5 separate regions of the Mus musculus genome follow, and regions 2, 3, 4 and 5 are each linked to region 1. Evidence: chromatin loops called from intact Hi-C (ENCODE). Cell type or tissue: heart. All regions are shown on one strand. Region 1 overlaps Stk3 (serine/threonine kinase 3). Region 2 overlaps Fbxo43 (F-box protein 43). Region 3 holds the start of Osr2 (odd-skipped related 2). Region 4 has its middle 9.7 kb from the start of Gm22208. Region 5 overlaps Gm32970 (a long non-coding RNA gene).

Region 1 (5,000 bases):
TCTGATAGGATGCATGGGATTATTTCAATCTTCTTGTGTCTGTTTAGGCCTGTTTTGTGACTGTTTTGTTATGGTCAATTTTAGAGAAGGTACCATGAGGTCCTGATAAGAAGGCATATTCTTTTGTTCTAGGATGAAATGTTCTGTAGCTATCTGTTAAATCCATTTGGTCCATAACTTCTGTTAGTTTCACTGTGTCTTTGTTTAGTTTGTGTTTCCATGATCTGTCCACTGCTGACAGTGGGGTGTTGAAGCCTCCCACTATTATTGTGTGAGGTGCAATGTGTGCTTTGAACTTTAGTAATGTTTCTTTTATGAATGTGTGTGCCCTTGCATTTGGAGCATAGATGTTAAGAATTGACAGTTCTTCTTGGTAGATTTTGGTATAGAGCTTTCATGTGTTCTGTTAAACAGATTGGTAGATTTTTTTTCCTTTGATGAAAATGAATTGTTCTTCCTTATCTTTTTTGATAGCTTTTGGTTGAAAGTTGATTTTATTCTATATTAGAATGGCTACTCCACCTTGTCTCTTGGGACCATTTGCTTGGAAAATTGTTTTCTAGCCCTTTACTCTGAAGTAGTGTCTGTCTTGACACTGAGGTGCGTTTTCTGTATGTAGCAAAAAGCTGGGTCCTGTTTATACATCCAGTCTGTTAGGCTATGTCTTTTTATTGGGGAACTAAGTCCATTGATGTTAAGGAGTTATGATTGTTACTTCCTGTTATTTTTGACATTATTTCTATGTTCATGTGGCTATCTTCTTTTGGGTTTTTTAAATGAAGATTACTTTCTTGCTTTTTTTAGGGTGTAGCTTCCCTCCATGTGTTAGCTTTTTCCATCTATTATCCTTTGTAGGTCTGGATTTGTGGAAAGATATTGTGTAAATTTGGTTTTGTCATGGAATATCTTTGTTTCTCCATCTATGGTAATTGAGAGTTTTGATGGGTATAGCAGCCTGAGCTGGCATTTATGTTTTCTTAAGGTCTTTAAGACACCTATCTGTCCAGGATCTTCTAGCTTTCATAGTCTCTGGTGAGAAGTCTGGTGTAATTCTGATAGGTCTGCCTTTATATGTTACTCTACCTCTTTTCTTTACTGCTTTTAATATTTCTTCTTTGTTTTGTGCATTTGGTGTTTTGAGTATTATGTGATGAGGGGAATTTCTGTTTTGGTCCAATCTATTTGGAGTTCTGTAGGCTTCTTGTATGTTCATGGTCATCTTTTTCTTTAGGTTAGGGAAGTTTTTTCCTATAATTTTGTTGAAGATATTCACAGGCTCTTTAAGTTGGGAATCTTGGTCTTGCCTCTCTCCATCTGATTATCTCTGGTGTTAGCTGTTCTTGCTGTCTCTGACTGTGGCCTTTCCCTCCTGCAAGCTTGTGTGTCAGTACCCCTCAGAGACCAGTTCTTTCTGGGAGGACTTTGGGTATGGAGAGCTATGGCACAGGGTCAGCTCCTGGGTGCAGAACGAGACCAAAAGGATGCTATCCCCAGTTGTTTTTTGGTTCCTGAGTCCTGATGGCTCTGGGAGGGTCTCTCTTGGCCAGGAATTTGAGCAGAAGTGGTGGTCTCATCTGTGCTCACAGGTGTGTCAGCACTCCTGGGAGACCAGCTCTTTCCCAATGGTGTTTGGGTATGGCACATGGTGGCATAGGATCAGCCTTGTCTCACTATAATTGTGTAATTTTAACTTTGTCAAGGACAGAGGATCTATATGTCTCAATGCACTGATACATATTTCTAACAATAACAACAACAATAATAATTTCATTTGCGTTTTACTCATTTAGAATAGCTCTATAAAATAATCATTACCACAGAATGTTCAACATTCCTCAGGAAAAGAATCTGAGTTCTATAAAACCTTCCAAAATTGGAATTTTGAGTATTGGCATATTCCGTAATGAAAAGTTTCATACCTGGGTTGGAGAAAGCATGTGAATACAAGTCTGAATGTAATGTTGTAAGGAGTTACATATAGATAAATTCCATGTTTAGATTTGAGTTTTCTAAAATACCAACTATCTAAGTAAATATTATAAACTCTAACAAAATCTGAAACACTCTGGTTGGAGCATCTTCTATAAGGAATTCTCATCCTGAGTCTTCATTTATGAACGTTGATATTTGAAATCTTTCTTCTGCAGTGGTTAAGTGAAATGTGAATATTTGGGTTGGAAGAATTATTTTTTTGTTACCCTAATTAATCTTTTTCCTAGAATTTAAGCTGCTTCTTTTGCACTTTATATTTCTGAAGTTGATTTGTTAAAATTATTTAATAGCAGCAACTTTAAATGTATGCAGGTAGTATTCTTCTATGAAGCATTATTAAATTTTTACAAAGGAATATCAAAAAGGAAATTTTTCATGACAGATTAGCTCTTAATATTTGTTCTAGGGACATAAGATATATCTTAATTCATATAAAATCCATTTAGAATACAATCATATGTATATTTACTATTAAACTATTTTTTTAGCTTTATCTATTATTTTTAAATTATTCTGAAAATTGCCAAATGCTGAAAACATCTATTTTCCTTGAGAAGTATAAAGTGTTTTTATAAAATATAATAGCTTTTATTAAATTATAATGGCATCACAGTCATGATAATAGTCCTAAATGTCTTGGTTAGAAGTTATAAATGACTACCCGTCTATTTCTGGTAAAGGTACTGAGTTAATGTAATACTAACCTTTTGTATGAGCCTATTGGGTAATGAAATTGTATTCTTTTTTTCTGTGGTGCCCTCTTGTGGACATTTTCTAAATTGCTTATAGCAATAGAATCGTCAAAACTATTATTCTAAAACATCTGATTTTGTAAGCTTCTTTTATATTTTACTAACCTTTTGACAGCTTTTTGGCTGTGAGAGAGAAAAGTAAAAGCCATAGTTAGGGTTACTTTTACCATTTAATTTATTCTGTTGTACATCAGCACCATGCATAGGGGATGGGAATAATCTCTTGTTTGGAAACTTTTAGTATAATGCCAAGAACTTGTACAATCTTGCATTATGAACCTCTGAAGTTCTGCCCACACGGCTTCTCACCATTACGCTTGTTTTACTGATGAACAAGTCTTTTATGACTTCTGAGGTTTCTGAAAGCTTTGATATAATTTTAAGACATGCCTGCTAACATGTAAAAAGTTTGGGATTCATCAAGTTTCTGTTTGTTAAAGACAGGTGTGTCAAAGGCAGCAGGTATATATGCTGCTGGGCTGGTGTGCTTGCATTGAAGTAGAAGGACCGCCTACTAATAACAGCGAGAAGAGGGTTCTTAGTGCATAGTTTCAGGTACCACAAGTCTTAATAATACTGAGTGACTGGATTTATACTGTTTTGTAAGCTATAGTGTTTGTTTGTTTGTTGTTTATATTGTTTTACAAGCTTAGACATAGAAAAAGTGCTTAAGAACTGCTCTTTGAAGGAGAATAGTCTCTGTTTTCTCAGTAGTAAGCACAGGTGCGCTGAACACCGAATTAGTGAGACCAGATTTAGCTGTCTGTTAGTGGCCCTGCTGTGCATGGAAGCAGCAGACAAGGCTCTGTGTAACATGAATGGCAATGCCGTCCTTTCTTTATGTTAAGTGGGATTCCCTGATTTGTTCCATAGCGTCACTTCAGTCTCCCCTTGCTCTGGGGCAGTAATTGGAGTGGTTCCTCAGTAACTGGGGATGTTTAAGCAAATTTATAGTAGTACCTTTTGAATTTTTGCCTCTTCTAGCTGAACTAATTTCATATTTTTGATAGGATGTTAGTATGTCATTATCAATGAATTCAATGAATCCATGAACTAGTTACTTTTCTGTTGTTACAGTAAAATACCATGACCTAAAAAGTGACTGTGAATGAAAGTTTACTGTGAGTCATGTTCTAGGAGATAGCATAGTGACGAGATAGGCAGGGCTGTGGCAACCAGGACAGTCAGCTGCAGCTCCCATGTCATCACTCAGGAAGCAGAGACAGTGAAATGGAAATGATAGATTTATCCTACCAAGGCTCTCTGTGTCAACGTTCCATAACCTCCCCCAAACAGTGCTTCTAGCTGTGAGCTAGTGGGGGCCACTTCCTATTCAAACCATCACAGTACCAGAATCAGTTGTCCAGATACGAGGGAGGGAAATACTCCACGACCTTTGACTGCTCCACCTCAAGGACCTTGCACTATACAGGCCATGGTGATGTCATCAGCTCTTTTACCACACAAAAAATTAGTTTTTGATTCTTTCACTGGGTGTTAAAGTTGCAAGATCCATCACATCACTTTTGCTTATAAATAACTAGTAATATCTATACTATTTTTCTTCAATTTATTCAGACCCACTGTGATCCTGCAGGTACACACACACACACACACTTTTTAGAGTCAGTTTGGTCTCTTTAGGTCCAACATGTTGAAGTTATTTTTGAATCATTAAATTTGTTCAAAAGATTTTCAGATTACTGGTTTTCCCCTCATGATTTCTTTCAAATTTGGCTTGTAAAATTTCTGCTAATACTTAACCTGCTTTTGCATGGGCGTTAATTACCCTGATGGCTGACTCTCAATTCTGACCTTATTCCAGCCTCTTTTCAATCTTTTTCTCCAACTTACCTTTAGTTTCCTAGCACTCTTTTAACAAGTAGTTGATACAGACTCCAGGGTGTAAGACATTTCATCCGCTGTGGTGCGATCTCTTTATGGTATCATATTGACTTTTTAGTTTCCATTCTAGACAGAATTTTTCTGCTTTTACACCCTTCTGAGTTGAGAGGACTACTAATTGCCCTTAATTTTTACTCTATAGGCCAGAGGCAGCTTTCTGTGTGATGAGCCTAATTCTGAGCAGCAACAGCGCCCTTATTTCTTACTGTTCTCATTAGTATGTCCATTTGTTTATTATGTCTGCGCCTGTAAGCTATTAGCTAGATTTTGTCTCAGATCCTCTAGGACAGCTTTAAGGTTATTTCTGTCATTGTCTCAGGTGCTGCATTGAATGAGTCTCTAAGTATGAGG
Region 2 (5,000 bases), 1.2 Mb before region 1:
AAGTCACACATTTTTTTTTTTTTTTCGAGACAGGGTTTCTCTGTTTAGCTCTGGCTGTCCTGGAACTCACTTTGTAGACCAGGCTGGCCTCAAACTCAGAAATCCGCTTGCCTCTGCCTCCCAAGTGCTGGGATTAAAGGCGTGTGCCACCACGCCCGGCAAGTCACACATTTCTAATTAAGTACTTTAAAAATCTGGAATTATAGTAACAGATTCTGATATTTTAAAAGATTTGGGCTGGGCAGAAATGATGGGTTTTGAATGGGAAAAATATGAAGTTATTAATAATGGCCATTATAATTTGTATGTGTTTGTAATGTGCCTTTTTCCAAGAGGGATTTGGGAATGAGTGAGCTCTGTTATAGATCAGTGGCAAAAAGAGCTAAGTTTTTTTTATTGCTGAAAAAAGTGTAAGAGAGGACTCTTGTTTTGCTTTTGGGTTTTTTGTTTTGTTTTTGTCATCATTTCGTCATTGTTGTTACTGTTGTTTTGTTTTGAAGACAGGGTCTCACTATGTAGCTCTAGGTCTCCTGAAGTCACTATGTATACCAGGCTGGCCTTGAACACACAGAAGTCCACCTGCCTCCTGAGCTGGGGTCAGAGTCCTGCACCACTACATCAGGCCTCAAGAAGGAAACTTCTAAATGATGATTTATTTATTTTTATCTTATGCATATTGGTGTTTTGTCTGCATTTATGTGTGGGTATTAGATCCTTTGGAGCTGGAGTTAGAGACAGTTGTGAACTGTCATGTGGATGCTGGGAACTGAACCCGAGTTTTTCAGACCAACAGCCAGTGCTCTTAACCACTGAGCCATCTCTCCAGACCCATACGAGGGAAACTGACAACACACTTGTATTTTGTATATGTAGGTGATTGCTGTATATATGTGTTTTTATACTATACACACATATTTCAATGTAGCTCTGAACACATTATTTTAAGAAAGTGGTTAAAATTAAAACTAATAATTAAATTTAAAATTTACATATTTTCTAAATTGAGTGTTTCTCTTTTTTTCCTTTTCTTTCTTCTTTTTCTTTTGACAAACTCTTACTTTGACGTTCAGGCTGGCAAGGAAGTCACTACATAGCTAAACTGGCCTTGAATTTGAAGTAATCCTCCTGCCTCAGACTCCTGAGTGCTGGGATTATAGGCCACCACACCCATCTTGGTGTCTTTTTAATTTCCTGAGGCATCTTGTGCACCAGGACCAATTTTGTACGGTTTCCCTCCGTCTTTCCCTGCATCCGCCAGAGGCTCTCGGGTGCATTTTAGTGCATTGGCTTCGGTCCTGATGCTCATCCCGGACTCATTTCCTATCTGGAACTGCCCACTCCCTGTGGCCTTACGCGTGTCTGGGTATGGGTATGTACAGAAGTGTAGGTGCCAGAGGAAGGTATCAGATCTGGACCTAGAGTTACAGGTGTGGGTCGTCGGACCTGTGCAAAGCCTATGCAAGAGTTGTACTTGCTTTTAACCTCTGAGCCATCTTTCCCACCCCCAAAGCCAAGTTCCATTCCCTTGGCTTAACCATAGCATAAATCGCAGTTGTAAATTCGTGATACAAAGATTATACTGAGGACTTGGGCACTTACTAAATGGCATTCCTGTTTATGTCATTTCTTTAGGTTATTTCTGGCTAACAGCATTTTAAAAGATCAGATCAGGGATGGAGAGATGGTTCAGTAGTCAAAAAGCACTGGCTGCTCTTCCAAAGGACCCAGGTTCAAATCCCAGCACCCACAGCAGTTTACACCTGTCTGTAATTCCAGTTCCAGAAGATCTGACACGCTCACACAGACATACATGGAGGCAAAACACCAATGCAAATAATAATAATAACAACAACAACAATAATAATAATAATAATAATATCAGGTTATTGTGGAGGGGTGGCATAGACAAGGGAGAGATCTCCTCCCCCCCCCCCCCCCCCCCCCCCGCTTAAGCACATAGGAGAGTTGGCCCCCAAGGTCATAAGAGCAGGAGAGCTGGCCCTGCCCCTCACTGACTGCCCACTCAGGAGAGCAGGCCCCACACTTGGCCTGGACAGCACAGTAGAACTGCCCCAGGTGGTGGGAGAGCAGGGCCCCACCCCTGGGCAGCCCTAAGGGCATGAGCAAGAGAGAGCTGGCCTCACCCCTTGTCTGCCACGGAGGGGAAAGGTCAAGATTCTCCTAGTCACGTGTGGCAGGCAGGAGAGCTGATGGGCTGACCAACTCAGCTACAACCCAGGCACAGACCCAGGGCTCTGAGTTGGCCCACCCGACACCTACCCTGTTATGGTGTGCTGGGTGTGTGAAAACGCCTGCTGTGCGGACCTCCCGGATGCGGGACAGCAACAGGAGCCCCTGTGAAGATCCAGTATAGAGAGGGTAGCAGAAGCCAGAGGCCTCAAATGACTCAGTGCAATGAACACTCAAAACTGTGACACCCTACAGCTTCCCCAAGGGACAGAGAGATGAGTGGGTTGGGGTGCACGATGTAAAATTCACAAAGAATAAGATCAAATTACTCATTTTAAATAGTTAATTTTTAACCGAATACTAAGAAATTCCGCTAGGGGGCACCAAAGACTGATTTATGGTGTTAAAGGCCTTCTACAAGTAAATGTAGCTTTTATGAATTTGACATATACTATGACATTTTCAAATAGGGGAAGTGTTTCTCTACTTAATTTTTTTTTAAAAAGTATATGTAGAATAAATTTGGGGAAAAGTTATTACTTTGAGCTGGTAATTAAAATATTTGGTTGGCTTGCAAGTCTTTTGCAGAGCCCTTTGCTGGTGGACCCTAGTCTGTGCTCCCTATTAACTTTCCCACCAGCCCTGTGCTCCTGGCTTCCTCACCACAGACTGTGGAGACAGATAAGTGCGAGCAACTATAATAGTGTCATGCCAACAATGGTTTCCCTCAGGTAGTTCCTGTCTTGCCAGAAGCAGGGACAGGATTAGGCTCTCAGTCACATCCTGCAGGGACAGGGACAGGGTTAGGGTTTTAGTCACATCCTGCCTACATTACTGCGAATATTCCCAACAGGTCCACTCTAAACACCTAATTCCAGGCTGTCTGCTCTTCACTGTGTCTCCACACCACATTGTTTCCTCTTAAGGAGTAGACTTTAAACCGTCTCTCCAGTGATCATTCTGCACACTTTATTCCAGACACGATGACATCTCGTTCTTCCAACCTCGGTGTGTTCTCTCCCACTCCCTCCCTCTCTTGCTGTACAGACTGTTAACCCTGGCGTTCATCTTCTCTTTTCATGTGTCAATTTCTGGTATGTCTGACAAGATGAAAATTCTACCTCCCTGGAGTTGTGTATTTATCCTTTTTTGTGGTCTTTCGACCATGTTTACTGCCATCTTTAACCTTTGAAACTGTCAGTAAAATGCTTCCTGCATAATAGGCTGTGCACAGAGGCTTAGTTGAATGGCTACAGGGGTTGTCAGTGGACATGAGGACTTTCTCCAAATCTCCTTTTCCTTTGAGGTTGCACAGGAGACTTTGACTGCGGTTATTTTTTAGTTACTTGCATTTATTTTCAAGTGAGAACGGAACCAGCACATCTTTCCTTCACCTTGTTCGCTTTTCCAATCCTTTTTTGCCTCTGCCTGGGACGCTCTCTGACTTCCATCACCTGCTCCCTTCTTGCTTTACCTAAGCAGCTTTGACTTCTCCAAGGGGTCCTGCTGATTAGCCACCTCCTGCCCGAGGCTGGCTGTCTCCGTGGGGCAGCTGGAGCTCTTTTGTGCTGTGCTCCCTGGATGTATCCGAGCTTTTCTGTTCTCTTCCCAACACATCGAATCCCTCCACCCCACGGTGCTCCCAATCCTTAGTCTGAAGGGAAGTCCCGTGTTTAGCAGACCCTTTCTTTCCAAGATAACTCCTCTTTGGTGAGGTTAGGGAGAAGGGGTCACCCTGTCAAAGGACTCTAACATGGCTCCCTTGGTCTTCCCCCTGACTGTCAGGGAAGTGTAAGGTGCTGTCTCCTTTCTGAGATTCTCACTGTGATCAAGGATAAGTACTCTTTAATTATTTCCTGAGAAGATAAATATTCTGGGGTAGGGCTGTGTCTCTCCCCGCTCCCCTCCTCCCCACTTCGCCAGGTATGTTCCTTTAATCTTACAGAGACAGGCAAAGGATGACTGAGGGATTGTGGGAGCCAGAGACAGGGACACCAATGTAAACAATGAAACTTGTTACATATTTTTTAAAATTTATTTTTGATTAGATATTTTATTTACATTTCAAATGTTATCCCCTTTCCTGATTTCCCCTCCGAAAACCCCTTATCCCATTCCCCATCCCCACATATTGTTGGGTTTTTGTTTTGTTTTCTGTTTTGTTTTTGACAGGGTCTTACCACACAGCTCTTGCTGGCCATGTACACCAGACTGGCCTGAAATTCACAGAGGTCCAATTGCCTCTCGCCTCTCAGTTGCTGGGGTTAAAAGCATGTGCCAACATGCTCTGTTGGTAGCTCGTTTTAATTTGGTTAGGCAGTGAACTAAACGTCTGTACACATGTGTGTTAGGAACAATCAACTATATGAGAGAGGTGCTATTAGCAGTATTTTTTTTTCCAGAAAAGAAATGTCTAAATGAGCCGAGAGGTAGACTCTGTCTTCACTGGTAGGTCTAGAGCTGGAGTTAAATGCTGGCTGTTTGCTGTTAGACACTGGTCTTACTTAGCTCAGTGCCTGCTGCATGTGTGTCTGAGCGTCACATGTTTGCAGTGCCCACAGAAGCCAAAAGTGGGCATCAGATCATCTGGAACTGGAGTGATAGACCCATCCCGCATCAGGGACCTCTGTGTGTGTTGCTCTCTGCCTTAGTAGAAAGCCATTTTCTGTTGGTTTTGCATCTAGTAAATAAGAAATTCAAGCTATTGGGCTTCCTTCCTGCCCTCAACTACTGACATGTACTTAGGGCATTAAATTTTGAGATTTTTTGACAAACAATGTTCTTTCATGACTTCAAATAATATAACATCT
Region 3 (5,000 bases), 330 kb before region 1:
AAGTTAACTTTGCCATAAAGGTCACAATCTTAATTCTGTCTACAGAAATCCGAGTGCCACTCTTCTCTTCCCAATGATTTATACTGCAGAAAGGAGACTTATAATTTCTGTTACTCCCAAATTGCCACTTCATAGAAAGTTTGCTTTCTTTGCAAGGAAGAGTCATCTGGTTTGAGGAAGAGCAAGCCAGTCTGCCCTCTGATATCTCTTTACAAATAGAGTGCCCTTAAACACCTACCAAACATAAATAACCAGAGAGTTCAGATTCCCACGCCCCTGTTTAGTCTCTAGCAATGTAAGTCAAATCATCGCTCAAGTCAACCCATGGAACTAAGGTACTTTCGTTTTGTTGGGGCTGCGGACTTACTCCATCTCAGGCACTAACTATGGGCCCTCTGCTGTCATCTCTCCACTAGCATGTTTCGGACCACTGGTTACCTTTAATTTTGCGAGGAAAGTTAAACCATGAAAAGTCATAAACGGTTCAATGGAGAGAAAGCTACATTTCTTTCATCGGTTTTCAATGGAATTCTCAGGCATGTTAGACGATTTGTAAAATTTAATTTCGCTGGCTGTCAGCAAAGTACATATTAATTTCAGTTTGGTAAAACTTTAAAAACACTGGAGAGCACAGGGGTCCTGATTATTTGATAAAGACTCTCCAATCGTTGGTAATAGTGATGTTACATTGAATAATAATAATAATAATAATAATATCGTTCGGCGTTATCTGCTAGACCCTGTGTATGGGCTTCTGAGTAAAATGACAGATGGATGAATGGTTATGTTCGCTGATTTTCAGTTCAAACACAGCAGAACTGTGTAAAAGCCAGAGAGCTATAGTAGAAAGAGATCTACGATCATGGTGGGGGAGGAGAATTTGGTCAAGTGGGGGGGGGGCACGAAGTTTCTGCCCCTTCCCCGTGCCTCTGCCTTCCCGAAGAGTTAATTAAATTAAGGCGCCCTCCGCATAAACTGGGTTTGTCTCCGCTCCCTCCCTCTCCATTTCATTTTCTTGTTCTGTTCAAGACTGGAATTTGTGGAGCAGAGAAAGTTGCTGTCTGCACCCAGTTTCGCTTCGAAAGCAGTCAGAACTCTTTTGTTCTCTGCTCACAGGTGGGGAGACCGATCCAGCGTTGCTGCCTCCACAAACACCTTGTCCTGCCTCCTTCCTACAACCGCGACTCCATTCCGAGCTATTTCTCGACAACCCAAGCGTCTCAGCTCCTGAGAAGCTTGCCTGTTGGCCTCTGGGCGAAGACCGGAGCAGGAGGAAAAGCAAGAGGCCAGTACACGGTTGGAAAAAATAATCACCCATGACTGGACTATTCCCCTGTGAAATGCGCCTTCGGAGTCGCTGGCTTGATTGCACCGTGTGTCCCGGCCCTTCCGTGCTGAGTGCCGGAGCTGCAGTAGGAGGAAGCGTGGATCCCGCTTTCTAGAGCAGGGGAGCAATATCACGGGGTGATGGGATCTGGCCACAAAGTACGATGATCGGCCTTTATAAATCTTGCCGAATGCGTAAATCTACCAAAACCAAACTAAGGGACAGCGCACAAAAGTACAACTGAGTGTATTAGCTGGGAGTCGCGTGCAGGGACCGGAGGAGGCCAGAACACGAGGCCCGGGACTAGGGTCCGCACGGCTGCCTTTCATTTTCTGAACTTGTAGCGCTCCAGACTGAGAACCTGGGCGCCCCTTGAGCACCCACATCCCTCCCTTCCTTTGGAAGGCTACAGCCTGGCCCTGGAAAGGACACTCACCGCCAGAACCGATGTCTGCCTGGGCAGCGCGGTTCAGACTAGGTCCGGACAGCAGGACGCACAGCTTGGAAAGGTCATGAGGTCCAAACTGGGAGAACTTCTTTTTCGGCGCGTTGTCCCGGGAACCGAGAACATGATCTGGGGGAGCGAAAGCGACAGCGGTAATTGGTCTTCGGCAGTCCGTGGAAGCGGGATGTGTAAAGAGCGAGCGTGTTGGGATGAGTGCTCAGAGCTCGCCCAGATCCCGGTGCCTGGGCCAGTTTCTGACCGCGGACTGCGGGTAAAGTCGGAGCCCGCAGCCCTGCAGGGCCATCACCCTCCGGCTGCGAGCGCGCTGAGCTCCGTCCCAGCCCGCGTCCCGCCCCAGGCTGCCCCTGGCCCGGAGTCCAAGGCTTTAGTAGCGGCCCCGCCTCCCCTCGCGGCGGGCGTCCTGCAGAGGAGCAAGGCTGCAGCGCCCAGGCTCCGCCTCCAAGCCCGGCGCCCGCTAATGGTCCACTCTGTTTACTTGTGTTTGGATAGCAACTGAGTCTTAAAGGCGCAGGTTTGCTTGAGGTTTTCCCAGTTAACCCAGACACAGAGCCCAAGGTGACTCAATTCAAACCTCACACAAAGACAACGCCCATCCCCTCTTTTTGGATGACACTTTCCTCACACCGATAGAAGTCCGACTACTGGATCTTTGCTCCCCCAAGCCCGCAGAGAAGTCCAAAGGGCATTTCGTACTTTTACTCGGTTAGCTGTCGCGTCATTTTACACATCTTAACACTTTTAATATGATCATCTGCTTCAAAGGGCCAAAGCTATCAGTTTTAGATTTTGTTTTCCAGCATATACCGCCCTTCCTCCTATGTAAAACAGTTCTGCCCATACTTTTGGTCAATTGTGACTATGTGTGTAGTCTGGTTTCCTCCCTGTTTTCAAAACGAAGTTTGTTTATGAAGGTGACAATTGACTAATTTCATAATTAGTGCAGAGACATCTGGATGTTCCGGGAGAAATTTCTTTCAATATCTAAGCTTTAATCAGCTAATGTACATTTCATAAGCAGTTAACCAACTTAGGCAAAGGAGTGGGCATCTGCAATCCATTGGCAAACAATAACCTGCCCATCTGGAATGGGTGAAGAACAATCTTTTTTAAATTTTAGGAAAAAACTATTCCAGTGCCTCAAAACGTGCATTATCTTCATTCTCAGCAAAAATTGAGTTCATTGTTCAGCCGCCAGGAAAATTGATTGAATTTGACATGTACTGTTAGGTTTCTTAGTTCTCCTAAAGGTTTAGTTTTGTGAGCGTGTAAATGAGAGGGTATTACAGTCCCTCTGGAAAAGGATGTCAGGGAACGATAAGATCCACTTGAAGCAACTTCTTTTCAGACGCAACGCGCCGCCGGAACAGAACTAAGCAAACTGTCCCTCGTCCCAAACCACTTGAGGACACTTTAGCTGGTGCTTGCAGAACCATAGATCTTTTAAAGGAACTGTACAATTCAAACGTGTTTCACCAAAAGATGCTTTTCGGTCGCCCCCTCAAAGGACAATTACAATAACCTCAACTATGTGAGGAGATGGATAGGTGTAAGCAGAAAGCTACGAGCCGAGCCGAATCGTCAAAGACCAAGCAGGAAGGCAGGCAGACACTACGGAAACGATCCCATTAAGGTAAAAGCCTTTTGTTTTATTTTTGTCAAGGTGAATATTAATTTTCGTTTCTTTGGTAAAACGTAATTCAGGACTAGCAGGCCATCTTCACCAATTGTAGGTTCGCAAGGATTAGGAAGTGAGCCTGGGACAGAGACTGGAGTGTTCAGTATCCTGTAGTGCTTAACTACTTCAGAATAAATTTGATGGACGCAGGAGAACGCCTAGGAAGAGTTGGGGGTTTAAAAAACCGTTTCTCGAGTGAGTTCCATAGGGTGCTTTCATTTTAGCGCTTGGTCTTGAGCCTCAGCTCCCAGGATGCCTGCGGTTCCCTCTTTCCAACCACCTCATTCCTTCGAACAGCCTTTCTCAATTTAGAGAACTGGAGGGAACTTTCTTTACATTCAGACCCCCCCAGGACATACACGCACCGTTGGTGACCTGAGCTTTGAGCCAGTGCTTTCTAGTTCCCTTGCACTAAAGTGGAGGCAACTTCTGCATCAGCAGGCTTCGCACCTTTGGGCCCGTGTGTATTGAGTACTGAATCTCTCGCTTTTCAAAACCGTGGAATTTCTAACCCCCCTTTCCGAAAGCTCCCTGAGCCAGCCTGTTGCTGTAAACACGTTTACCTCGCGCTTCTCAGCCTGGGAAGAACTCTAGCCCAACCCAGCCCGAGCTCCGCCGCAGCTGGAAAAAAAGGTTGGATAGATTCCGAGAATCTTTGCAGGTAGCAGCGCGGTTCTGCGGGGCCCGGCGGCCTGAGCCCTGCAGCGGGCATGGGCAGGTGCAGTAGAGCGCGCTCGGAACCGCAGCTTCTCTAGGCCGCTGGGCGGCCACCTGGGACCCGCACCGGAACTTCTCCGCGCTCAGACCTCGGGGGTGGGAGGGCGGCAAGTCCGCACGCTTTGAGAGAGCCGGCTCACCAGGTAGACAGACCTGCAATAAGCCTCGTTGCAGAAAACTGGCCCACCCGGCCACCAAACGAGCCGTGGTGTCCTGGCGTGCAGAAGCCGAGTCTGCCGCAGGCCAGCTGCACCCCCAGGTCCGAGTCTCCGCGGAGCTGTCCCAGCTCCCTGTCGGGTTTCAGCTGCCAATTTACTCATTTATCCGTGGATCGGGTCAGCTTCAGTCCTCACGGCTCTGGGCTTTCGACAACAGGGACACGCTGACCTGGAGCGGGCTGAACGGTTGCTGCCCCAACGTTTGTGGTATGGGAGGAAGGGGAAAAGGCCTAGCAGAGGAGCTGGTGTGTGTGTGTGTGTGTGTGTGTGTGTGTGTGTGTGTGTGTGTGTACACGCGCGCACAGCGCAGTCCCCAGCCCACCCAGGAGTCTGCGGGTGGAGCCAGCAGGTGTCAGACACAGACACCCTGAAGTTGACTGCGTGCTGCAGACAGCCTAAATAAATTGGACGCTTTAAAACCAAGTTATGGAAACTGTATCTTCTTCCCTAGGACCCCTCTATGAGTCGCCTTCCCTGCTTTTCTTCAGCTTCTGCGGAACAGCGACCTTTTGCTGTGTTTTTCTGCAGCCTGGATGACTTGACCATAGCTCGACTTAAAAGTGCATGCACTCCAGTCACTGAGCGGTGAAGGGGCCA
Region 4 (5,000 bases), 430 kb after region 1:
CAACCATACCTTGAAGAACAAACTGGGGGCTTCCAGCGTTCCTCAGTGGCCTGTACTTCATTGTCTCTTCTGAATCACATGTCTCCTAGTTCACTATCTCTTCCATGTCACACATCTCCCATTCAGTGTCTCTTCCATGTTCATGTCTCCTAGTTCACTGTCTTGTCCATGTCACAGGTCTCCTAGTTCACTGTCTTTTCGTGTTATGTGTCTTCTTCTGGTTTTTTTCTGCCTTCAGCTGTTCTCTTAAAACCTATTTTTAGCAAACACAGAAGTGGATGCTCACAATCAGCTATTGGATGGATCACAGGGCCCCCAATGGAGGAGCTAGAAAAAGTACCCAAGGAGCTAAAGGGATCTGCAACCCTATGGGTGGAACAACAATATGAACTAACCAGTACCCTTGGAGCTCCTGACTCTAGCTGCATAGGTATCAGAAGATGGCCTAGTTGGCCATCAGTGGAAAGGCCCATTGGTCATGCAAACTTTTTATGCCTCAGTACAGGGGAACGCCAGGGCCAAGAAGTGGGAGTGGGTGGGTAGAGGATTGGAGGGGGGGTATGGGGGACTTTTGGGATAGCACTGGAAATGTAAATGAAGAAAATACCTAATTAAAAGAAAGAAAGAAAGAAATTAGGGAAACAACACCCTTCTCAATAGTCACACACACACACACACACACACAAAAGCCATTCTACTTACTGTCTGTATGACAGAGGGCTGGTTGTTAAGTCTCTCTGTTTCTCAGTCTCTTCCCCCAGAAACATGGAGAAATGACAGTGTTCCTGTCACTGAGTGTGCATGTAAATTACACAAATTAAGCCAAATGAAATATTTAGAGCAAGACTGAGTAGTCTTGACAATGCTGAACTCAGTGCTGTGTGTGTCATGCATGTTTCATGTATGTGTCAAGCATCATACAGCACTATACAGAACACTAACAGGTCTTTCGACTGCAATTGTCGGCTAGAATTAAACAATAATGTGGCCAAATGGCAGGGGTTTGTAATCAGCACCTTCCTTATTAAACATTTTTTAATTTAAAAAAAAAACCTATTTTTACCCTTTTGTAGTCTAACTTCTAGTTTTACTACTTGTATCTGCCCTCTTTATATGTGTGCATATATAAATCTGCATATGAGAGAAAGAGAGAGACCCTGTCTCAGAAAACAAGTAGGATGACACCTAACCCCGGGCACTCAGGGTCATCGTGGCTTCCATGCACACTCACACACACTAAATCCAGGCTGAACAGAGGTTGCATGGTCCCCTTTCGAGATGGCTCACTTGAATGACTGGCAAATCAGTGCTTTCTTAGTTGTTGGAAGGCCAACAAGGCCAGCTTGGGAGATTTAGCTGTAAGCAAATCACCTCTGGATTTGTACAGCTCGACTAAAACCACTCCATAGAAGTTGAAGTTGATACTGACAACATGGTTGTGAGCTTTTACACACATACACGCACACGCACGCACACACATGGGTGCACACGCATGTACACAAGTGCATGTGCACACACACGTTGAAGCCCTGACACTCACCCCACATGGTAGCACTGAGTGGTGAGTCCTTTGGGTAGCAGTCAGGTTCAGGTGAGGTCATGAGGGTGGGAAGTCTGTAAGGGAAGGAAGGAGAGAGAGCAGAACGTTCAATCACACAGTGCAGTAAGTGTGCTTTCCCTGTTTTCTTCAAAATGGGATGTAATATAGCTTACAATTGAGGGTATGAATGTTAGGAAGAGGGATCTCACCAGGAGCCAAGTCTGCTAGCACCGTGATCGTCAACCTCCCAGCCTCTAGAACAATAAGAAATAAGTGTCTGATAAGCCACTGACCAACCTGTGGGGTTTATTCACAGCAGCCAGAGACAGCCAGAAAGCAGCCTCAGAAAGGTATATTCTAGACGGTGTAGTATCAAGATGGGAGACAGCTATCTAAGTCCTATGGGTGTGTAAAGCCATTGAGACCTTCAGGTCTGTCTGTCGTGGCATCTATGTATCCATCATCCCTGTATCTATAATGCCAGGGCACAGGGTTGTGCCAGGCCTGAGGTGGGTAACAACTGCTAAAAAAACATGTGTGTCCTTTTTCCATCCAGTAACTCGGTTAAATGGAGCGGGTGCCCAGGGGATTCCCTGCTTCCTGACAGGCTGTAGGTGCTGAGCACAGGGACTCTGCCTGCCCCCAGTGACATTTCAGTCAGTTCAGTGAGGCACTTGTGTAAACTGACCATTCTGTATAATGTGGTAAATGTACACACAGGAGGTTAGAGTCAGAAGGGAAGAGGCCAGTGTGGAGGCATGTAGCAATGCTGGCAGCGGTGTGAAGTTGAAAGAACCTTCCCGGGGCAGATGAGAGAGACTAACTGTGAATGATGGGATATGGTCATTAGAGCATTCCTAAAGGCTGAATCCTCTTAGTCTCTTTTGCTTCGGAGAGAGCAGCTAGAGAAGGTGCGAGGATCTAGGGTCAAACACCTAGCGTCTCTTTTGAGCTTAGTATAGCAAATTCAATTTTTATTTTTCTAGGTCTAGCATAATGTCCTACTTTCTTCCTCATCATTTGGATGGAGCCTTTCCACATGGAAGAGAGTGTCTGGGGACAGCAACAAACCTTACATCTCCTGGTTCTGAGTGTAGGCCCTGGTCTGCAGCTGGAGCTCCACAAACAGCCATTGAATCTAAAGAAGCAGCTGCCCTTCCCATTTGCCTGAAGGCTCCAGGGAACATCCCTCCAGGGCTAGTAGTTCCCTTAATTTCTAGGGACTGAACCTCTGGGAGTGTCACTGTTGGTCCATACTGCCACCCAGTGGTTATACTTGGGTACTGCATGTTCTCAGTGGACAACTCTGGAGGGTCCCCAAATGGCCATGTTCAACCCCATAACATCTCAGAATAACTATCTATTTTAGCTTTTGTGTGCTAAGTGTCCATCTTCCAACAGATTGCTAATGAGAGGTCATATCTGAGAGAGATAAAAGGGAAATGACGGACTGTGACAAGCCTTTACCAAGGAGCATGTTGGCCAGGATGGTGACTGCCATCTGTTAGGTGCCACTCTCTTGCTGTGCTGCCCTAGACAATCACTTTGTTTCGGTGGACTTGCTCAGTGAAGCATCTTTTGCAGCCTTTCTGCAAAATAAGAGATTGCACAGCTTACAGAATTGCTATGGGGATTAAAATAAATAATCCATATAAACTACGCTAAAGCTCCCTGGCAGGCACATGCAAGCACTTAGCAAATATAAACACAAGGCACTTAAGTTTCTGTTATTCTATCTCAGCTCAGCGAGGGGGATGAAGGGAGCCTTAGTGCCATCTCCATTGTTGACAAGGACACTGAGGACCTGAGGGCTTAAGTAACTTCCCCCAAGGTCCTTCAGTCTGAAAAGGGCGGGGTTTAAAGCCCATCTTTATGGATCTTGCCGTCATCCCAAGTAGGTCTTTGAAAGTTCTGCCCCTTGAGTTGCAGACCCACTGGGAGAAAGTTGAAATGATCCAAAGAGGAAGAAAGAATGACAAAGATCCAAATCTAGCACAGTTTACAGCTCACATCTACTATGGGTGAGCAATCCTCTCGACGGAAGAAGGCACATGTTTTCCAAACCCTGGTCCTGAGGAGTGCCCACTGCGTCAGGAGGTTCTGGCTTCAATTCATACACAGAAGCTGTGTTATGTGGCTAAGTGACTTAGACACATGCTGTCCACTCTCTAGGACACAGCTTCTTCCATGTCCAGGTGGGACAAGAGAATCCAAATCACCTGCCCAGGCTGACATCTTGTCATCCCATAATCTATACCCTTCGAGTGCTCCCTAACTATCTGCAGTGAGGGTCCCAGGTGACCAGCAAAGAACCAGAACCCTGGAAAGGACTGGTGACAGATGGAAAGGCTGGCTGGGTTCTATCACATGAGCAGGAACTTAATCCCTGCTAGAATCCAGTAACAATGTCCACAAAGGCCTGGAAGCCAGGCCCGTGATTTATGGACAAGATTAGAAGACTACAGTGATTATTGGCCCAGAAGACCCACACTGGGTAGGGCATGAGCAGAGGCTACAGCTCCAGGGAGTGCAGGGTTCAGAAGGTGCCACACAGCACCTTACGTCCCTTCAGGGTACGAGGTGGCTGTGTGCTATTGTCTTGTTTTGGCGAATATTTTCAGCATGAGTGGGCCAATTGGCAGACGTAATCATAGGCATTTCACACACACACACCTAACAAGGGCAAGATGAATGATGTGGGTGGTGCTGGAGTCATAAATATCACCAGTATATCAAGGCAAAATGAAAGCAAAGAAAATAAATCTATCAGGATTCCGTGGCTCTCCAAAGCAACCCCAGGACAAAGGAAGCCAGATTCCCCCGACAGCCTGAGCACCGGACTCCTAAACTGTCTTCTCTGGCCGCCAAAGCTTGAGCAATTTCGACACAAGGCAGTGTGTGACTCTCGTGTGCTTTGGAGCACCTGCATGACTCTGATGTAGAAAGCCTGGTAAATCTCACAATGTGTGTGTGTGACTTAGGACAGCCTGAGTTCTGTTTCCTACTGGCTGGCTGGTCAGTGGCCTCTCTCCGTGTTGGCTTCCTCATCTAGAAAGGAAAATGGGAGTCTTGATGAGAGTGTGGTTGTATGACATGGATCACAAGCCTAGTGTTCCACTTTTGACAAACTAGTGCCTGAGTGAGGTCGCTGGAAGCCTGCAGATCTACTCCACGCCACGCTGGCAGGACTGATGTTTTGTTTCCCCACTGAGAATGAGAGAAGTGAAGAGTCCTGGGTGGCTCTGTAAAAGCCGCATGCTGGGTTTGGGGACTCTTGTTCAAGGTCGTGTTTGAGCTTGTTTCTATGGTCAATACAGTTTGGTAGACACCTCCACCTGACTTATAAAATTGTGCCTAAATTCTACCTGGGAACATAGAGAGGGCTCAGATCACAGCCACCTCCTCCCCAGCCTCTAGGTGGAGTGGAACAGAGTCAAAGAGTTGTCAGTAGAAAACAGAG
Region 5 (5,000 bases), 230 kb after region 1:
CCCTTTCAAGGTCTTGTTTGGCCCCTGCTCTGGGCCCATTCTCCTCGCTCTCTTGTTCACCGTGCTGAGACATCTCCTCCACACTTTTCCACTCCCATGCCTTCCTCACCACCACTGGCTGAAATCCCTTTTGATATTCTGAGCCAAAATAAACTTCTCCTTCTTTAAATGGTTTGTTTCAGATATTTTGGTCACATCAACACAAAGTAACTATGAACAGTACATAGCTTTAGCCAACTGGCCTGTTAACAAAGCTATCTAGTTGCTGGAATGCAAAGAGAACCATGAGCCTTAGACTCTACCCTGGTGTTCAGTTAAGCAGAGATAATGCCTTCATAATCTGAAAAAATGGCTGTTCCATAAAATATTAAGGTGATGGAGCTGTCTATAAGCAGGAGCTTCCAGAGAAGGAAGAATATTCCTTACAGTGCACCAGGGAAGCCAGATAGCATATGACAAGGACTATACCATTCACAGACCAGACTTCATTAATAATAAACCTTGTTAATTCAAGGAGTGTTAGATGCAGGACTAAACATGAAGATACAGCAAGGAAAGCCCCACCTTTGTGTTTATGGTGGTGTCGAGGGGTCAGTAGCTAGTTATACAAATGAAACCGAAGGATTAAGCATAGAATTGTTTAGGGGAGAGTCTAATGTCTCTTCCACTCTTGTGGGGTCAAGGTGGCTCCCATAATGAAGTAATTTATAATTCCATATCTTAACGGAAACGAGGAAAAGGATATGGAAGGGGACACACTGAGAGAACGAGACCCTGAGTGTGGTAGAACCCAGGGAAGAGAAAGCATTTGCAGGTCTCCATCTCCAGGACAGTGTCCAACATGCATTTGACATCTAACCAGCACTGTGATGGAAGACAGAAGGAAGGACATTGGCCTCCAGAACCACCCGAAACACAAAACTGCAAGGCTTTCAGAAAGGCATAGAGAGCAGAAAGGACAAGAACTGAGACATGGTGGCCTCGGGGATGAGAGTCTGCAGGGCTCTCCCAAATCACATTACAGAGTTAGGACTCTAGCCTGGAGGTAATGGAAGGCCCTTGAGGGATTCTAAGAAGATCAGATTTAAAGATCCTCCTGGATGCTGGATGCTAGAGAGGATCTAGTCATGAGAAGCCAAATAGAGTCACCCAGGAAGGAGAGCCCAGCAGCCTGATTCTGTTATAAGCGTTTAGGAAGACACTGATTTCGCCTTTTCGTCACTTTCTCTTGGTTCCTTTGGGAAGCTCTAAAGACATGTGGTTGTACTCTCCATGCCACAGCTGTTTGCGGGTGACAGATGGCACCCAGTTGTGTGCCTAGGAGCTCACGTCTTTTCCCCAGAGTATCTTTACTTTGTTTCTCAGCACAGGAAGGAAATACCATTTTCCCAGCTCTTTCTTTAGAAAAGTCACTCCTCATTTGCTTATGAGAGCTTTTGGTCTCTGGACCATGTTTGGATTCCATGCGTGCATTGTGTTGCACTGCGGTCCAGCTCAAGGGTGGCTCTGCCTTTCTTGGTTTTCTGGAGGCAGTGTACTTTCCTCCTGATGCTTATCTTCAATCCCTTTCTCAGAATGTCTTGCCCATGAACTCTCTAACAGCATCACAATCGGTGCCAAGTGGCGTGTTTCAATAGATTTCTCAAATAGGTCAGATACTGAGCCAAAAAAGACAGGATGCCTCAATACAAAGCCGCACATTTCTGAGAATCCTTTAGTAGCTGTCCTCTGCCCTCGGGATAAAGTACACCACCCTCCTCCCCCGCATCCCGTCCCCGTATCTGTTGTTTTGGACAGCCGGCTTCTGTCTTTACTCCACCTTCTTTAAACCCAAGCAAAGTTTTTTGAGCAAAAGGGTGGACCACTAGAGAACTGGAATGGCAGCTTGAACCAGGGGGAAGAGCTCCCCCTGCTGGCGGGTAGATCCGCTGCACTTTAGTCGTGGTTGTCCTTGTATCTCAAAAAGCATTTAGGTGTGTTTTATAAAGATTTTTCGGGTTAAATCGAATCATGTGTGGAAGTGGGTTTAGGGTGTGTACTTTTAGAAGGAAATCCATGACAAATCCTTTCTGTGACACAAGAAAACCTTTTAAGACAGGGAAATAATCACTTATCATCATCATCTCTTATGTCTCTGATGCTATTGGGGCAGCATGCCGAAGGGGTTCTCCTGGGGTGCTGCTCCTGTTGAGAGCGCTGAGGAAAAGGCACAGTAGCTGAATATGATGCCCAATTCTCGCACGTCTGACATTTCCATACCTTACAAAGGAGGCTTTTTTTTTTTTTTTTTTTTTTTTTTTTTTTTTGGCTTGTGTCTATGAAGTGGTTAGTGCTTCTCATAGCTTGACTGGGGGTGGTGTCAGCAGCCCTGGGCTGGCAGATTCAACAAGACCAACGCACGAATTTGGAAAGAAATCAACTCTTCCTATGGGTCTTGGCTCCAGAATGATCAAGAGGAAGAAAGCAGGAGAGGACAAGAGAAACACCGCCTTCATGAGCAGGGTATCAGCCATATTACCCAAAGGAACTGTGTCGGTCACAGTTAGGGTTGTTTTCCCTCCCTCCAGATGTTGTGTGTTACTGAACCTGTAGTTGGTAAGCACATACATGCCCCCCTTAGCAACGGTCAGTGCCGGCATGATGGCTGGCTTCAGGTGTAGAAGCTACAACTGAGCATGAACACACACACACACACACACACACACACACACACACATACACACACATAGTGTGCTGCTGGAACTACTGTATGATCTCTCACGAAACAGAGACCCAGTCTCATTTTGTAAATGCTTGGTCACATGGTAGGATGAAGCCCACATTCAAGTAGATTTGGCCCAAGCAATAAGATTAGGGGTGTAGGCTTGATCTCTTTGCTGGGAATTTGAATATTTCCATGAGCTCTCAAGTGCAAATCCAGCATATTCTTTGACCTGGAATCCCAGGAAGGTGAGCCCTGAGTAGTTTTCAGACTAGATTTCATGGAGCTCCGAGGTTGAAAGAATCAGCTTGCTCTTTTGTAGTTGGATTGCTTGCAACAAAAAAGGAGTAACCAAGGGGATTCCCACTCACCTGGCCATCTACTGGATCCAGAAACCACTGGACCTGAAAATCGTGCTCACAGCACCTTGAGCTAGGGGCATGAAGGAAAATCTAGAGTAAAAAAACAAAAAAGACTTTTGCTTCTTCAATTGAGAGGGCAGACAGGCTACATGCATTTGAAATTGGTTATAAACACTAGACCCACCAGCTACAATTTAGGAGGTCTTATGTGCAGTCTGCCCAGTCCAGGTATTTTAATGCTGTGTTGCAGGGAAGTAAAGGCCAGCTGGCAGCTGACCGACCATGCTCAGGGGTCAGTTCTAAACAGCACTGTTTGGGAAAAGCTCAATCTAAAACAGACATCTCTGGATGTGTTTAGGTTTTGCTTTCTTTCCACTTTTAAATATTAAAAATTGACTCCAGCTGTGGGGTAGAAAGTAACGCCTAACCTATAAAAACATTGACAAATAAATCACAATGCAATTTGCCGCGCATTTTTGTGAGGTCTAAACACCAGTTCTTGAAAGGAATTTTCCATTATTGCATCTTGGGAAGATAACTTCTTCATGAAAAATTCATTTGACTTTTATATTTCATAAACTCATCACATAGCATTCCCACATTTGGGAGCTGAGTGTGCGGAGTGCCCTAGGCCTTCAGCTGTGTTTTCCACACTTCTAAGTTTCTCCTCACATTGCTTTCTCAGCACTGGGGACACTGTAAGAATCTTTATCTAGAAGTTGGGGGGTACATGTTCCCCTGCCACAGGTTCTGGTCTTTCTGTAAACAAGAATGGGGCTAAACAAAGGGACGGTTCTTTCCGCATTTGGACCGTCACGATCCTTAACGAAACTCTACCAATACTCCTTGGGTATCACCCCTGTCCAAGCAAGCGACACATTCCTCCAGTGCAGTTTTATGGTAGAATCACTACTAGAGAACTGTGTGCTTTCTTAGGTGGGGCAAGGAATTCATGGGAGACCCAGGACCAAGGGAAGAGAAATTTGTGTCTCAAACTTTGTGCTTGAGTTAGAGTTTTCAAATGTTGTTTCCAGATGGCCCTGCCCAGGGGCATGCCATCTATCATGACAGAAAAGGTGTACCACAGGAACACACTCCAAGTCTCAGGGACTTCTTTCTGCTTACAGTGCTTGCCCATCACAAGCTGGGTTGTAAAATGTGTGATGGATGGAGAAGCCACCATTTGAGACACAGTGGTCATGTAAAGAAAAAAGATCATTTTCAAGGCCTCCCCCCAGTAATCAAGTTCTCACATCTAATTGGTCAGTATTAGTTACATGGGACTATCCTACCTCCAGGGGTAAGGAAAACTACCTGCCCTGAAGGCTGAGATCCGGAAAGACTTAGAGAAGAGTACTAGTGGACAGCTGGTCCATCACGCCTTTCTAATAGTATTTGTGGAACTGTGCAGTCAGTGGGACCCCTGGGTCCTGGGCTCAGCCTCACAGCCTTAGGATGGGTGTGGCCATGGAGACCAAGGTAGCAGATACTCTCTTAAGTGTCTCCTACTCCTTGAAGTTTTGAGTGTTGTTACACTCACGTTACTTATTGGAGAGGCTGCAGCCCTTGCTGTTCTATAGCCCTCTCTTGAGAAATTGATTAGATCAAAAAAATACATTTACCTAAGACTACTTCAGACGTTTATTGTTTTTGAAATGGCTATATGTATGCCTCAGGGAAATTTGATGGCTTTGACAAGACCATTTTCTTTTTCTTTTTCTATTTATTGGATATTTTCTTTATTTACATTTCAAATGTTGTCCCCTTTCCCGGTTCCCCCCTCCTAGCGAAGCCCCCCATCCCACTCCCCCCTCCTCCTGCTTCTGTGAGGGTGCTCCCCCCCACTCCTGCTTCCCTGCCCTGGCATTCACCTACACTGGGTCATAGAACCTTTATAGGACCAAAGACATCTGCTCCCATTGATGACCTAGAAGGCT

The links. Peaks named below come from ENCODE experiments on the same cell type or tissue, not always from the same donor. Only the 100,000 strongest peaks of a DNase experiment are listed, where the experiment ranks them.
Region 2: a loop joins it to region 1, with 12 times the contacts of the local background. A loop is called at or near these places in 10 of 42 quality-filtered maps.
Region 3: a loop joins it to region 1, with 3 times the contacts of the local background. A loop is called at or near these places in 5 of 42 quality-filtered maps.
Region 4: a loop joins it to region 1, with 9 times the contacts of the local background. A loop is called at or near these places in 11 of 42 quality-filtered maps.
Region 5: a loop joins it to region 1, with 7 times the contacts of the local background. A loop is called at or near these places in 5 of 42 quality-filtered maps.

What each region holds. Positions count from the first base shown.
Region 1 is chr15:34,966,522-34,971,521 of GRCm38, reverse strand. All of the region lies in intron 8 of Stk3 (serine/threonine kinase 3), which reads left to right. Among named protein-coding and RNA genes, the nearest start is that of Gm52204, 59 kb to the right of the region's middle. In heart, a CTCF peak has its summit at 2,760 (motif pointing left); no DNase peak of the experiment used is centred here; H3K27ac peaks cover 478 bases.
Region 2 is chr15:36,146,057-36,151,056 of GRCm38, reverse strand. It overlaps Fbxo43 (F-box protein 43), which reads left to right. Exons shown (of 5, transcript NM_001081253.2): 5 at 1-997. Among named protein-coding and RNA genes, the nearest start is that of Rgs22, 8.2 kb to the right of the region's middle. In heart, CTCF peaks have their summits at 2,373 and 2,574 (motif pointing right); no DNase peak of the experiment used is centred here; H3K4me3 peaks cover 563 bases; H3K27ac peaks cover 411 bases.
Region 3 is chr15:35,293,231-35,298,230 of GRCm38, reverse strand. It overlaps Osr2 (odd-skipped related 2), which reads right to left and starts at 2,133. Exons shown (of 4, transcript NM_001368665.1): 1 at 1,764-2,133. It overlaps Gm52178 (a long non-coding RNA gene), which reads left to right and starts at 2,197. Exons shown (of 3, transcript XR_003951500.1): 1 at 2,197-3,423. In heart, no CTCF peak of the experiment used is centred here; DNase peaks (open chromatin) are centred at 1,350, 1,820 and 2,220; H3K4me3 peaks cover 4,299 bases; H3K27ac peaks cover 631 bases; H3K27me3 peaks cover 1,792 bases.
Region 4 is chr15:34,538,955-34,543,954 of GRCm38, reverse strand. No RefSeq gene overlaps it. Among named protein-coding and RNA genes, the nearest start is that of Gm22208, 9.7 kb to the right of the region's middle. In heart, a CTCF peak has its summit at 2,804 (motif pointing left); no DNase peak of the experiment used is centred here; H3K27me3 peaks cover 434 bases.
Region 5 is chr15:34,740,139-34,745,138 of GRCm38, reverse strand. It overlaps Gm32970 (a long non-coding RNA gene), which reads left to right. Exons shown (of 7, transcript XR_383919.3): 7 at 1-169. Among named protein-coding and RNA genes, the nearest start is that of Nipal2, 64 kb to the right of the region's middle. In heart, a CTCF peak has its summit at 1,919 (motif pointing left); a DNase peak (open chromatin) is centred at 1,778.